3 separate regions of the Homo sapiens genome follow, and regions 1 and 3 are each linked to region 2. The links are chromatin contacts, found by Hi-C in ENCODE. All regions are on one chromosome and are shown on one strand. Each heading gives the region's core, a stretch centred on a gene start or an enhancer-like site at or near the end of the contact. The rest is flanking DNA. Distances are from core to core; before and after follow the strand shown. Region 1 has its middle 43 kb from the start of ASMT. Region 2 overlaps CD99 (CD99 molecule (Xg blood group)). Region 3 holds the start of PRKX (protein kinase cAMP-dependent X-linked catalytic subunit).

Region 1 (2,983 bases), core at 217-2,716, 1.1 Mb before region 2:
ACTCCAAGTTCTTAATCCTTGGGACTCAGACTGGCTTCCTGCCTCCTCAGCTTGTAGATGACCTATGGTGGGACCTCACCTTGTGACTCTGTGAGTTAATTCTCCTTAATAAACTCCCCTTCATATATATATAATTCATGTGGACTCTTTCTAGACCATATAGATTGTATTAGTCAGGGTTCCTTAGAGGAATAGAACAAATAGAAGATACACACACACGCACACACACATATATATGTACGTATATGTGTGTATATATACACGTGTATATATACACACATATATACACGTGTATACACACACATGTGTATATATACATGTATACACATATATGTGTATATGCACATGTGTATACACACATATGTGCATGTACACATATGTGCATATACGCATATATACACGTGTGTATACGCATATATACGTGTGTACACGCATATATACACGTGTGTACACACATATATACACGTGTGTACACGCATATATACACGTGTGTATACGCATATATACACACATACACACATATATACACACATATACACACACACATATATATACACACACAATACATATATATGTGTGTGTGTGTGTGCGTGTGTGTGTATATATCTTCTATTAGTTCTATTCCTCTAAGGAACCCTGACTAATACAATGTATATGGTCTAAAAAGAGTCCATATGAATAATCCACTCCTAGTTTAGCATATCATCAAGAAATAACCATAAAAATGGGGGCCAGGTGTGGTGGCTCACGCCTGTCATCCCAGCACTTTGGGAGGCCGAGGTGGGTGGATCGCCTGAGGTCGGGAGTTTGAGACCAGCCTGGCCAACATGGTGAAACCCCATCTCTACTAAAAATACAAAAAAAATTAGTCGGGCATGGTGGCAGTTACCTGTAATCCCAGCTACTCGGGAGGCTGAGGCAGGAGAATCGCTTGAACCCGGGTGGCGGAGGTTGCAGTGAGCCGAGATCACGCCACTGCACTCCAGCGTGGGTGACAGAGTGAGACTCCATCTCAAAAAAAAGAGAAAAGGTTGTATTCTTTTGAGTCCTTGATAGCCTCTGACTGAATACATCATGTATTAGTTTGGTGTAGAAGTAACGGAGTGAAAACAAAAACAACAAAACAACCACCACCACCACCACAACAAAAAACACCCAGGCACAAAAGTGCAAAATGGCACAATATCATTTGCATGAAGTGTCTAGAATAAGACTGCTTGCAGAGTCAGAGAGCAGATGGGTGATTGCTTAAGGCTGAGAGCAGGGAGACTGGGGAGTGACGGTTTAATGGGTATGGGGTGTTTTTTTTTGGGTTACGAAGGTGTTCTGGAACTAGCTAGGGCCGGTGGTTGTGTAAAATGCTCAGTGCACTAAATCGTCTCTTCATTGTGCAATTTTTAAAATGGCAAACTGTGTGTGATGGGTATTTTCCCACAGTAAGAAACAGCAGCAGCACAAAGGGAGGTGATAACTCACGTCATATCACACCCTGCAGGCCCCATCACCCTTCCTCCTTCCTCTGTTCACCTCCTCCTCCTTTTCCGGGCTCTGCAGACGAGCCCGGGCAGCCCTCCCCGCTGGCCGTCTGGACCCAGGCCTGCCTGTCTTGGGTGCATTTTAGGACATTAAGTCTGGCTGGAACCTGAGAGCATCAGCCATGCGGTAAGTCCCCACATCCCTCCAGCAGTCTGGGAGGGGAGCTCTCTCCTTTGCTTTTGTACACTCTGGAGAAAATTGTCAGGCAGCAGACATGAAGAGCCTCTGGGGAGATTCAGTGAGGGCTGGCAGGCAGGTGTCCAGGAGCCTGAGTGACTCACGAGAGAAAGGACATATTCCTTAAAGACAAATTCATCAACGGATTGGTTTAAATAATTCCTGCTCAGCACATCCCAAATTAAGCTTCGTCATCAGACACTGCATCTGTTGCCTTTTCTAGAAACATGAGCTCTAAGCTCAGTGACACCGTCTGTCAGGGTTTCAACGTTTCACCTCCCCCCTCCAGGGGAGCCGGTTTCCATACACCAAAGCTCTCCAAGGTCCAGTTGTGAGGATGGGGAACGCTGGCTGTCTGGTGACGGCCTTTCCAAAGCTGCCCTGTCCTCTTGCATTAAGAAAGATTAGTTTGTACTCCGGGAGGAGAGGCGCAGAAGGTTAACAAGATTAGAGAGAGCTCCTGAGACCTGCGGTGAGATTCCCTGAGGGATGTGGCTAATAAAACTGTAAAAACAACGCAGGCGGTGTCTCTCACCGCCGGGTCCTGATTTCAGGGCCGCAAATGTCTACCTCTTCTAGGCAGTTTGCTACCTCAATAATTTAGGTTGTCAGTTGTGGTATCCAAGCCCCAGCACACTTTTTTGTTTGTTTGTTTGTTTGTTTGTTTTGCAGTTTGCAGGTGATAGTTTCTAAAGATGTGTTTTTCTATTTTTCTTTCTTTCTTTCTTTTTTTTTTTTTTTTTGAGACAGAATCTCACTCTGTCGCCCAGGCTGGAGTGCAGTGGGGCGATCTCAGCTCACTGCAAGCTCCGCCTCCCGGGTTCACGCCATTCTCCTGCCTCAGCCTCCCGAATAGCTGGGACTACAGGCGCCCGCCACCACGCCCGGCTAATTTTTTGTATTTTTAGTAGAGACGGGGTTTCACTGTGTTAGCCAGGATGGTCTCGATCTCCTGACCTCGCGATCTCCCCGCCTCGGCCTCCCAAAGTGCTGGGATTACAGGCATGAGCCACCACGCCTGGCTAATTTTTTGTATTTTTAGTAGAGACGGGGTTTCACTGTGTTAGCCAGGATGGTCTCGAACTCCTGACCTCGTGATCCGCCCACCTCAGCCTCCCAAAGTGCTGGGATAACAGGCGTGAGCCACCGCGCCCGGTCTATTTTTCTTAACTAAGAAATGTGTATGTGTGTGCATATGGTTGTGTGGCTGGTAGAGGTGGAGAGCTTCAGGAATGTGTGTATGCGTGTGTGTTTCTGCGTGTGTCTGTGT
Region 2 (2,738 bases), core at 116-2,615:
ATGCACACCCATATATGCATGCACACAGGTGTGTGCTCAGATAGCACCCTCACACATATGCACACAAGCACACAGGCAAACACGCAGACACATGAACAAATGCACATATATATTCATGCAGTGCACTTGTGCACATATACACATGCAAACAGGTGTGCATTCAGCACACTCACAATGCACATGAAAACACGTGTGCACACACATGCAGTGCAATACATATATGCATGCACATGTGTGCCCACACCATACACCCACACATACGTGCAGGAGCACACACGTGCACACACAGAAACCACATGAATGCATGAGCACGCGTATATGAAATACACATGTACACATGAGCACATCCACACGCGCACATGCATGAACATAGACACACACATGCATGTACATAGACACGCACATGCATGTACATAGACATGCACACGTATACCCAGGCCCTGCATTGGAAAAAATCCAAAATGTGGCTTGGTTGCAAAGAGCACATGAAGAGCTGTTGAATGCAGAGGTGCCCAGCAAGAAGCATGGACCTAAACCCGAAGGTGGTTGGGGGAAGCTTGGGGACACCTGGGTGGGCAAATGGCCCCCCTGAGGCCCAGGGACAGATGCAAAAACCCAGCAAGCCAGGAGGGTCTTTGAAAAAAAAAATGTGTACCACATGTGACATTTCCCATGTGAGGGAAGCATCGAGATCATACTGTGTTTTCCCTGTGCCCTGCGATTTTGCAGCTGACATGCCCTTTCTGTGGAAATATATAGCAGTCCTCATGCTAGGATTGCGTGTTCTGTGTCAGGCAGCTGGGCATGGGAGTGCAGGGTGTGGGGTGGAACCTGGGAGGAGAGTTCTAGTTTTACCACTGTGTTCCGGCCGTGGGGTGTCCTGGGGAATGGAGGCCACCTCCTGACACTGGAGTTTCCTGGGTTCTGCTGTGAGCGAGGAGTGGGAGAAGACAAGACTCTGGTCTTAGAAACCTTCCGAGTCTCGTACGCCCTTGACTGCCGTTTCTGAGTATTTCCTGAAGCTTGGGAAGGATGAGTCACTTTAAGGGGATTGTCCTATGTTGCTTTGTTTTGTTTCTTTAGTGACGGTGTCTATGATCATCTTCTGTTTATGAGGGTGAAATTACAGAAATAAGAAGGGTTACACTTAAAATAATATCTGTACTTTACTTTCACGTGTGGGGTTTTTTTTTGTCATTGCTGCTGCTTTTTTTTCTTTAACATTCTGACAGTTCTGTCTGCTTATTATTAAGTCTTCCTACCTTTCTAAAGAGAATGTCTTTCTTGCTAAAGAATACATTATGGACTCTTGGAATCTCTTTGTTGGGGTGGAGGGGGTGGGGACTTGCCCTGACTTGCTGGGAATGCCCATAGGGTTTAGAAGTCACGTCTACCGCTGAGGCACTAACAAAGGTAAGCCTTCAAGGAAGCACTGTCATTTCCGGGGAAGAGAGTTTTGAGGAAATTGAAACAGTTACGAATTGATCTAGCAGTCCCTCTACTAATGTATCTACATATGAAGATATGTAGAGATGACTTTTTTTTTTTTTTTTTTTTTGAGATGGAGTCTCCCTCTGTCACCCAGGCTGGAGTGCAGTGGCATGATCTCTGCTCACTGCAACCTCTACTTCCCGGATTCAAGCGATTTTCCTGCCTCAGCCTCCTGAGTAGCTGGGATTACATGCGCATATCACCACGCCTGGCCAATTTTTTTGTATTTATAGTAGAGACGGGGTTTCACCATGTTGGTTGGGCTGGTCTCGAACTCCTGACCTCGTGATCCTCTCACCTTGGCCTCCCAAAGTGCTGAGATTACAGGTGTGAGCCACCGCACCCGGCCCCAGAGATGACTTCTAAACCTTCAGGGTATTCCCAGCAAGTCAGGGCAAGTCTATATATATATAATATATATATGTGTATATATATATTTGTATAAATATATAATTCGTATATATAGTATGTATATATAGTATATATAGTATGTATGTATATGGTGTGTATATATGTAGTGTGTGTATACATAGTATGTGTATATACAGTATGTATGTATATAGTATGTGTATATATAGTATGTGTGTGTATTATATATATATATAGTATGTGTATGTGTGTATATATATATATGTTTATTTGGGATAAGGAAAGGAAATCAGTATGTCAAAGAGACACTCCCCTCCCATGTTTATTGCAGCACCATTCGGAGTAGCCAAGACATGCAGTCAATGGAAGAGCCCATCAAGGGATGAATGCAGAAAGAAAATGTGCTATATCAACTCTGTACATTCACTAAAAGCCATTCATTTGCACAGTGAGAATAAGTGCCTTTCATGCTATGTAAACTATGCCTCAATAAAGCTATTAAATGAACAAAGAAAATAGGGTATATTCACAATGGAATGGTATTCAGCTTTAAAAAAGAAGGAGGTTGGCTGGGTGCGGTGGCTCATGCCTGTCATCCTAGCACTTTGGGAGGCTGAGGCAGGTGGATCACCTGAGGTCAGGAGTTCAAGACCAGCCTGGCCAACATGGTGAAACCCCGTCTCTAGTAAAAATACAAAAAATTAGCTGGGCATGATGGGCGGGCGCCTATAGTCCCAGCTACTCAGGAGGCTGAGGCAGGAGAATTGCTTGAACCCAGGAGGCGGAGGTTGTAGTGAGCCAAGATCATCGCACTCCAGCTTGGGCAACAGAGTGAGACTCTGTCTCAAAAAGAAAAAAGAAGGAAGTCCTGCCATTTG
Region 3 (2,865 bases), core at 97-2,596, 1.0 Mb after region 2:
TAAATCCAGCGCCCACGTTCAGTTGGGATATTCTGACCCACTCAGGGCTGCTCCATAAAGCAGCGCGTGTCCGGATGCAAGAGCACCGAGAACTCGAAACCTCTCTGTCAAGCTGCCCATTCGGGGTTAAGTTCAAAGACAGAGGACAAAGGAAACGGATAAAGCGTCCGATACAAGAATTACCCATTTCAGAGGCACAAGACGAAGAGCACAGGCGGTGTCAGGACATGTTAGGATCCGTCCCCAGCGCTGCCGTCCTCGTCCCCACAGCGCCCCGGGACACCTGTCCCCCACAGCCCAGCTGCTCCTGCAGCCCCTGGAGAAATCTGTACATTCCCTGCCTCTGGGCACACAGGGAGGCTGGCCTAGGGGAGGCCTGCAGGGGTCTTCGCACCCCGCGCCAGTGTCCCTGGGGCCGCTGCCAGGGAGGGAGCACGAGGTCCCCCAGGCGAGGTGACCCGCAGGAGGTTTTGTGACGTCGGACGGCCCAGGCCCCAGAGTGCTGTGTGTGCTGGGGGTGGAGGGTGGTCTCCGAGAGGAGCCGTCGGCATTTCAGGTTAGGCACCCGGCCGGTCGGGGGTACTTGCCTGGGCTGGGGGGCTGGGGAGTGCGCTCCACCCGGGAAGACCCGGGGCGCAGGTGCAGCCCCGCACGGGGACTCCGAGCCGAAGTAGCGGGTCAGGGCCCTCCCCAGGAGGTCGGCACCCAGGGCCCTTTGTCCTACTACAACGTCCCGGCCACGCCGCGCGCCCCTGTGGGCCGAGTCCCCGCCCGCACTCACTCACCCACGGTGGCCAGCGTGTCAAAGTCCTGCAGGCTGTACACAGGCGGCTCCGGCGACAGCGCCTCAGGGCTGGGGCAGAGCGCGGGCGCCCCGTCGGGGGTCTCCTCCGCCACCTTGCGGGAGTCGCTCTCCGCCGCGGCCGCCTGGGCCAGCCCGGGCGCCTCCATGGGGACGCACTCAGGTCCGGGGCACCGGGCCAGGCCGGAGCGCTCGGGGAGCCGGGCTTCCCGGGACGCAGCCTCGGAGGGCGGCGCGGCGGCGGCATCAACAGAGGCTCCCCATGCGCGCTCTCGCCTCCTGGTGCGCGGTCCGGCGCGGCTGACGGAGCGACGGGGACAATGGCTGGGCGGCGCTCACGGCACAAGCAGCAACGGCCCCGAGTGGGAGCAGCCGCCGGCCTCGGGGGGCGGGCACCGAGTGCGGGACGACTGCGGGGAAGGCGGGGGCCGCGGCCCGGGCTGGGGGGGGCGAGGCGGGGGCCCTGCGCATTCCGGGTCTCGCGCCCGCCGCCTCCTCCAGCTCGGTAGCCGCGTGCGCGCTGTTGGGGCGGGCGGAAGCCGCCTGGGCGTGACCGCGCCTCTCCCCGCCCTAACCCGGCCGCGGGGCTGGGGGCGTCGCCTTCGCGCGCGCTCCGCCCCCGCCCCGACCCAGCCCAGGAGCCGGAGACCCGGGCGTGCGGCGCTGGGGAGGTGCCCACGCCCCCTCCGCGCCCGGGGCACCCCTGGGGTGGGACCCAGGCTGACTTCTCCTCGGGGACGCACTGGCGGGCCACCCGCGTCGCTGCACCCAAGCCCGGAAGATGGGGAGGCGAGGGGGCCCGGGGACAGGGAGGGCGTAGCTCAGCAGAAGTGAAGTTCAAAACTAAAAAGTGAAACTGGCGTTTGGTGAAGAGAGGGGCTCGGATTAGCCCGGCTAATTTTTGTATTTTCTCAGTAGAGACAGGGTTTCACCATGTTGGCCAGGCTGGTCTGGAACTCCTGAGCACAAGTGAACCGCCTGCCTCGTTCTCCCAAAGTGCTGGGACTACAGGTATAAGCCACCACGCCCAGCCTCTGATTGGCTTTAAGTCATAGAAAATAGGATTGCTCAGCTGGCAATCTGCATACAGATCCCCTCTGCCCTCCCCCCAAAAAGTTCAGTACTCCTGCGGGTGCTTGTTTGGGACCTGAGAGAATTTGGAATGAGGGCGGATCCCCAAGAGGGGCTGCCGGGTCTTCGGGATGAGTTCAGCGTCCTGGTTTTGCTGTAGGACTCTGGTGATTCTAGATTTCTACTTGGAAGGGGCGGGGAAGGGCGGGCTCGACCCTGTGCGTTTCTTTGCAGCTTCCTGTGGATCTAGAATTCTTTACAAATAAACATTCCTTTAAAAAACTAGGGAAAGACAGATTTGAGAGATCGCCCGACCAAATGTAGTGCGTGAAACTTGATTGGTCACTGTTTCAAACACCCCGGCGACAACCCTATAAAGAATTGTGCAGAGGCATTTCAATTTCAGAAACCCCAAAGATTTTTTTTTCCTGGCTTAAGTGTGGCTCAGGCAATAGTTGGACATACTTATATTTAAAACCCATATCCGTGTGGATTTGAAATGCAAATATAGCTAGATATTTGGTCACCCCTTTCCCCAGGGAAATGCAGACAGTGCTTAACTTGCGGGCCTGGCACGGCCTGGACGCTGCGCCCCTGACCCGCGACCAGGGCGGCCCAGGCTGCCGGTTCGCCGACCACAGTTTGAGCAGCAAGGGGTCAAACTGCAAACGCCTTTGTTTTGAGGGATCTCAGCGATTCTGCGATTGGAGGGGGTCTCCAGTCCCTCAGTCCGCAGGTCAGGGGGGCTTTCCGAGAGCCAAAGCGGCCTCTAAGTCAGAACGGACACATTTTTAGGGGGACCAGGCCGAGCCATCCTTCCACAGCTAACGGGGAGGGGGAGTCAGGAAGTCTGAACCTGGCTCAGGCTTTGGATTTCTGGCCCCTGGCTGCCAGCCTCGCCCAGCCTCCACCTGCATTTTGTGGGTGGCATTTCCCCCCGGGGGTGACACCCGCTCCCTATGCTCTGCAAAATCCTGAGCTGGAATGCAAAA

The links. A loop is a pair of places that touch in the nucleus more often than their neighbours do. Pooled maps may share reads with other maps.
Region 1: a loop to region 2 is called in a pooled map, with 6 times the contacts of the local background. The contact joins two enhancer-like sites. A Hi-C loop is called at or near these places in 5 of 37 single-sample maps with no recorded cell type and 9 of 50 pooled maps.
Region 3: a loop to region 2 is called in a pooled map, with 5 times the contacts of the local background. The contact joins the promoter of PRKX here to the enhancer-like site in region 2. A Hi-C loop is called at or near these places in 3 of 37 single-sample maps with no recorded cell type and 6 of 50 pooled maps.

Annotation. Positions count from the first base shown.
Region 1 is chrX:1,656,210-1,659,192 of GRCh38, forward strand. No RefSeq gene overlaps it. Among named protein-coding and RNA genes, the nearest start is that of ASMT, 43 kb to the left of the region's middle. RefSeq lists enhancers at 1,089-1,590, 1,591-2,090. Within about 2 kb of position 1,467, at least 9 of the 41 ENCODE cell types and tissues checked have a DNase peak (open chromatin) inside an H3K27ac peak, as active enhancers do.
Region 2 is chrX:2,709,331-2,712,068 of GRCh38, forward strand. The region is part of intron 1 of CD99 (CD99 molecule (Xg blood group)); the gene reads left to right. Among named protein-coding and RNA genes, the nearest start is that of CD99, 19 kb to the left of the region's middle. Within about 2 kb of position 1,366, at least 17 of the 41 ENCODE cell types and tissues checked have a DNase peak (open chromatin) inside an H3K27ac peak, as active enhancers do.
Region 3 is chrX:3,712,303-3,715,167 of GRCh38, forward strand. It overlaps PRKX (protein kinase cAMP-dependent X-linked catalytic subunit), which reads right to left and starts at 1,347. Exons shown (of 9, transcript NM_005044.5): 1 at 786-1,347. The coding sequence starts at 951. RefSeq lists enhancers at 1-280, 2,612-2,865 and silencers at 451-730, 771-900, 921-1,650.